2 separate regions of the Homo sapiens genome follow, and region 1 is linked to region 2. Evidence: read pairs that join two places in POLR2A ChIA-PET (ENCODE). Cell type or tissue: Caco-2. All regions are shown on one strand. Each heading gives the region's core, and the rest is flanking DNA. Links, peaks and the distances in the headings are about the cores only.

Evidence for each region. ChIA-PET counts read pairs that join two places held together with the same protein. Peaks named below come from ENCODE experiments on the same cell type or tissue, not always from the same donor. Only the 100,000 strongest peaks of a DNase experiment are listed, where the experiment ranks them.
Region 1: POLR2A ChIA-PET joins it to region 2 with 7 read pairs; 3 of 35 experiments call an interaction of 5 or more read pairs at or near these places.

The regions. Positions count from the first base shown.
Region 1 is chr12:57,397,696-57,400,607 of GRCh38, reverse strand. The region is part of intron 1 of R3HDM2 (R3H domain containing 2); the gene reads left to right. Among named protein-coding and RNA genes, the nearest start is that of R3HDM2, 32 kb to the left of the region's middle. In Caco-2, for the core only: no CTCF peak of the experiment used is centred there; no DNase peak of the experiment used is centred there.
Region 2 is chr12:57,463,344-57,466,255 of GRCh38, reverse strand. GLI1 (GLI family zinc finger 1) reads right to left here. Exons shown (of 12, transcript NM_005269.3): 2 at 2,465-2,591; 3 at 2,165-2,257; 4 at 1,388-1,583; 5 at 1,001-1,145; 6 at 560-649; 7 at 331-468; 8 at 1-16. The coding sequence starts at 2,564. Among named protein-coding and RNA genes, the nearest start is that of GLI1, 5.0 kb to the right of the region's middle. In Caco-2, for the core only: no CTCF peak of the experiment used is centred there; no DNase peak of the experiment used is centred there.

The sequences.
Region 1 (2,912 bases), core at 311-2,810, 66 kb after region 2:
TTGTTTTTTTTTAATATATATTTTTATTATACTTTAAGTTCTAGGGTACATGTGCACAACGTGCGGGTTTGTTATATATGTATACATGTGCCATGATGGTGTGCTGCACCCATTAACTCGTCATTTACGTTAGGTATATCTCCTAATGCTATCCCTCCCCCTTCCCCCCACCCCACAACAGGCCCCGGTGTGTGATGTTCCCCTTCCTGTGTCCAAGTGTTCTCATTGTTCAATTCCCACCTATGAGTGAGAACATGCGGTGTTTGGTGTTTTGTCCTTGCGATAGTTTGCTGAGAATGATGGTTTCCAGCTTCATCGATGTCCTTACAAAGGACATGAACTCATCATTTTTTTATGGCTGCATAGTATTCCATGGTGTATATGTGCCACATTTTCTTAATCCAGTCTATCATTGTTGGACATTTGGGTTGGTTCCAAGTCTTTGCTATTGTGAATGGTGCCACAATAAACATACATGTCCATGTGTCTTTATAGCAGCATGATTTATAATCCTTTGGGTATATACCCAGTAATGGGATGGCTGGGTCAAATGGTATTTCTAGTTCTAGATCCCTGAGGAATCGCCACACTGGAGTAGACAGTGTTTTTATATGTGAAATAAACAAGATTCTTTGGCAAGTCAGTGACTTGTCAGTCCATCAGGATGAATCAGCGGAAGTCCTAGGTGAGGTGAGAATGTCAGCACAGTGAGCCCCTTGCCCTGAGTTTATCGGGCATCCCATTAAGGTAGCTGTCATAGCTCCTATTTTAGAGAAGAGTAGGAGTCATTGTTCAAGATTTAGCTTACTTTAAAAACTTTCAGGGGGGAAGGTCACTTTTAGTATAATGACACCATTAGAAGTGGCATGTGGCTGTTTTTCAGATTACAGCCATTTTGGTGTGCCCAAGTGTTACCAGTTGTTAGGATCTTTAAAACTTGTCTTCAGGTGACTAGAGGCTATGCTGCTTCTCCAAGTAAGTTTTATTAATTGTCTTGGGTCCTAGACAAGTTAACTGTAGTTTCTGACTTATCTATTGCCTAAACCTGTGATAATTTGATAGAAATAGGAACTAAGAGGTGGCATTTTATTGCAAAAGATGGATGTTGGCTGCTAAATACAGCTGATTAGAAGGCTAGGACAAAGTGTCTGTTTTTCTGGTGACGGGGTCATTATTAAAGCTTTATTTTATTTTATTTTATTTTTTGAGACAGAGTCTCACTCTGTTGCCCAGGCTGAAGTGCAGTGGCATGATCTCAGCTCACTGCAACCTCCACCTCTCGGGTTCAAGCAATTCTGCTGCCTCAGTCTCCCGAGAAGCTGAGATTACAGGTGCACGCCACCATGCCCCGCTAATTTTTGTATTTTTAGTAGAGACGGTGTTTCACCACGCCAGCCAGGCTGGTCTCAAACTCCTGACCTCCTGATCCACCCACCTCGGCCTCCCAAAGTGCTGGGATTACAAGTGTGAGCCACCGTGCCTGGCCTAAAGGTTTATAGAACGCTTCAGTAGTCAGATGGCTGAGTTCAGCTCCTTTCCACTCCTGTGAAGTTATCTTTAAGACATTTGGAATCCTTCATAGAAGTCTTATCAGCAGTGATTCTCTTATAGGTGTTTGCTACTTGGGTCAATTTAGCCTAAATGGTTCTAAGCTGTGAAGCACTCTTCAATGCTATGCTGGTAGCCAGATCTTTGACAATTGCTGCTGCCTCAGAAGATTGGATTTGGGCCCCACAGAGGCAGAGAACAGTTAACTGCCAGATATGACTGCCATCTTATTTTCCAAGTGTAAATTTTACCTTCTGAGAAAGGAAGAGAGGGCTGGGTGCGGTGGCTCACGCCTCTAATCCCAGCACTTTGGGAGGCTGAGGTGGGCGGATCACTTGAGGTCAGGAGTTTGAGACCAGCCTGACTAACATGGTGAAACTTTGTCGGTACTAAAAATACAAAAATTAGCCGGGCATGGTGGCGGGCACCTGTAATCCCACCTACTTGGGAGGTTGAGGCAGGAGAATGGCTTGAACCCAGGAGGTGGAGGTTGCAGTGAGCCGAGATCACGCCACTGCACTCCAGCCTGTGTGACGGAGTAAGACTCCATCTCAAAAAAAAAAAAGAGAGAGAAAGGAAGAGAGATTTCTGAGGATACAAGGCAGATTGTTAGAATGAAGAAAAGAACAAGGTTTTGACAGTTTGGCCATTTTATTGGCTATACAAATAAGTTTTAAACACCTTAAGAAACCCAAGTTTACCTCAGAGGAAGTAACTTCTTAGCTTTGTAAATGCACCAAACAATTAGAAAACTGTTTCAGTGCTTATCATGTGTCAGACACTGTTTAGAATTGCAGGTACAGATACGAACAAGGTAATAAAATATTTCTTTTTCTTTTTCTTTTTTTTTTTTTGAGGCAGAGTCTCGCTCTTTTGCCTAGGCTGCTGGAGTGAAGTGGCATGATTTCGGCTCATTACAACCTCTGCCCCTCTCCCCTGCCCACCCCCACCACCAGTTTCAAGCGATTTCCTGCTTCAGCCTCCTGAGTAGCTGGAATTACAGGTGCCCACCACCATGCCCAGCTAATTTTTGTATTTTTAGTAGAGACGGGGTTTCACTGTGTTGGCCAGGCTGGTCTCGAACTCCTGAGCTCGTGATTCGCCCGCCTTAGCCTCCCAAAGTGCTGGGATTATAGGCGTGAGCCACTGTGCCCGGCCCACAGTATTTCACTTTTAATTATGATATGATTACAATTAGGGCAAGAAAGTCAAAATTATGTTGCTCTTGATTCTCTTAATCAGAATTAGAGAGTGAACTCTTGGTGTGACAAAGCTCTTAGTGTGAACCCACTGTGCCCACTTAAAAATTAGATGTATCTGGGAATGGCTTGAGTGCCAATGGGGAAAGGAAACTAGTAAATATT
Region 2 (2,912 bases), core at 112-2,611:
GCTCGCTGTTGATGTGCTGAGGGAGAAGATACAAAGGCTCTCCAAGGCTCTCCCATGACCCTGAGGTCCAGAACAGACCTTCCCTCCACCCCCTGTTCCTCTTCCACGACTCCACCTCAAGGAGGAAGAGGCAGGAGCAATATCATATCTCACATCTCAGGTCTTCCAGCTCCCTAAGGCAAAGCTACAACTTCTGAGCTTCTGCCTACCCAACTGAGCATTCAACCTCAGTCTCCTCTGACCTCCTGCCCTCAGCCGGATTCCACCATGTCCCACTCAGAATCTCCTAAAGGTTCTGGCTAGCCATTCCTGTTACCCCCTGGGGCTCACGTGCACCAGCTGCTCTTGGGAGTCAAATTCCTGGCTGCAGCCATCCCAACGGCAGTCAGTTTCATACACAGATTCAGGCTCACGCTTCTCCTCTCTCTCGAGGTCCTCCCGCCCATCCAGCATCCCCAACAGGGGATCCTAGGGCAAGAGAGGCAATCTCAGGGTCACTTGGGTGACAGCTTTAGTTTTGCTCAGGTCCCAGAGGTAAAGCTCCTGCCCATCCCCTTACCTGTATGCCTGTGGAGTTGGGGCTGGACATATCACCTTCCAAGGGTTCCTCCCGGCACTTGCCAACCAGCATGTCCAGCTCAGACTTCAGCTTCCCCAGGGGAAGAGGTGACGGTGATGAGGGTGGAAGTAAGCAGAAGGAAGAGGAAACCAAGCCAGGTCTTCCTGCCCTAAGTGCCCCCACCCAAGCAGCTGGAACCTCCTGGGTTTGGAAGGGACTTCCTCCTCAGACTACACTGGTGAATGGGATGGGCAAAAGGTGGGATCCCATTTGGAAGCGTCTGACTCAACTGCAAGGAGTGAACCCCAGCACCCACACCTCTTTACTTTTCTAGTACTGAAAACTTATATCCCTTGTCCTTCCTTCACCTTTCCCCTACAAAATCCACCACCCACCCACCCTGAGCTGAGGGAAATCAGGTAGCAATATGGGGACTCTCACCTGGCAAGTTGGGAAGGGTCCCCGGGACTGAGGATGTGGGATCATCCCACCCCGGGCAGAGTCATGGGGACCACAAGGCTGGACCCCAAAGGAAGGCGAGGGCCCTTTTTGGTGATTCATCTGGGCTGGGAATCCCAGAGATGGGCTGAGGAGGAGAGGAGGCAGTTACTTAAGACAATTAGGAAGTCTCAGGAAGGATTGGGCTATTTGGAGGATTTCTGGAAGACTTGGGATTTGTAGTGGTTGAGGCAGTCCCAGGGAAGTACTGAGGAGAGTTGTCTTTGAAATGACAAGGATTCAAATAGGGTTAGGTAGTTTGAGGGCTTGAGACTTTTAATGGACTTGGGTAGGGGCTTTAGGGGCCTCTTGGCCCGGGGCTGACTGCACCTCATGGTGCCAATGGAGAGATGACCGTAGGAGCCTCCTGGAGATGTGCATCGCGAGTTGATGAAAGCTACGAGGGAGCTGGGTGAGGTGCGGATAACCGTCTGCAGGTCCAGGCTGGCATCCGACAGAGGTGAGATGGACAGTGCCCGCTTCTTGGTCAACTTGACTGCACTCCGGGGAGAAGAAAAGAGTGGGCCTGGGGCAGGAGACAGCGGAGACGGATATGGTAAAGGGGCATGTCTCTCCATGCACCTAACCTATGGGTCCTGACTTGGCAAAACCAATGATACTTGATTCTGCTTTGCCCTATTGATGCTATCTGTGACTTTTTTTTTTTTTTTTTGAGAGACACAGAGTCATGCTCTGTAACCCAGGCTGGAGTGCGTGGCACCATCTTGCCTCACTGCAACCTCTGCGTTCCCAGGTTCAAGTGATTCTCCTGCCTCAGCCTCCCCTGTAATCGGCACTACAGGTGCAAGCCACCACGCCCGGCTAATTTTTGTATTGTTAGTAGAGACAGGGTTTCACCATGTTGGCCTGGCTGGTCTTGAATTCCCGACCTCAAGCGATCTTCCTGCCACGGCTTCCCCACAAAGTGCTGGGATTACAGGCGTGAGCCACCGCGCCCGGCCCCATCTGTGACTTCTTGATGGTGCTCTGACGCCTCACATCTCCAAGCATCTCCTCCTCCAAGTGAGATCCCCTGCCCTCCCACTTTCTCTTTCAGAACAAGTCAGAGAGGGGCAGAAAGGGAAGAGGTGTTGCCTGAGCCCTCACCCTCGGTGCAGCTGTTGGTCTCTCTGGCTGGCCCATAACTGTGGGGGCCGGACATGAGGTTAGCTTGGTGGCAGAAGGGCGGGCCAGACAGTCCTAGAAAAAAGAGACAGCTGGAATGGGAATGGAGGATACATAAACCTCACCTTAAAACCCCAGACATGACCTGATCCCAGATTCCAGGTCCATATGACATGGGGCCTCAAATCCTCCTGTAGATAGGAAACTGGCATGGGGTGGGGGTGGGCCCAAGTGGGAGATCTGCCAAATCCTCAAGGCCCAGGGATTGGTATATACACTGACCTTCTGTCCCCACACTGGGGGCCCCCTGACTGGGGAGGGGCCGGAGACAGCAGGGCTCGCCATAGCTACTGATTGGTGGTGGGGTCATCGAGTTGAACATGGCGTCTCAGAGGAGGGTGTGGGGACACTGCAGAAAGGGAAGGTAGGTATAAAGGTGGAGGAAATAGAGACTGTCAGACAGCAGTCTCAGGCACAGAATCCTGGGCAGAACATCCCTGGTATCCCCCACCCCTCTAAGACATCTGCCACGGAATTCGAGTTGAAAAGAGCATCACTGAGCCGGGCACAGTGGCTCACGCCTGTAATTCCAACGCTTTGAGAGGCTGAGGCGGGAGGATCACCTGAGGTCAGTTGAAGACCAGCCTGGCCAACATGGTGAAACCCCCGTCTCTACAAAAAAACAAAAATTAGCCAGTCATGATGGCGGGTGCCTGTAATCCCAGCTACT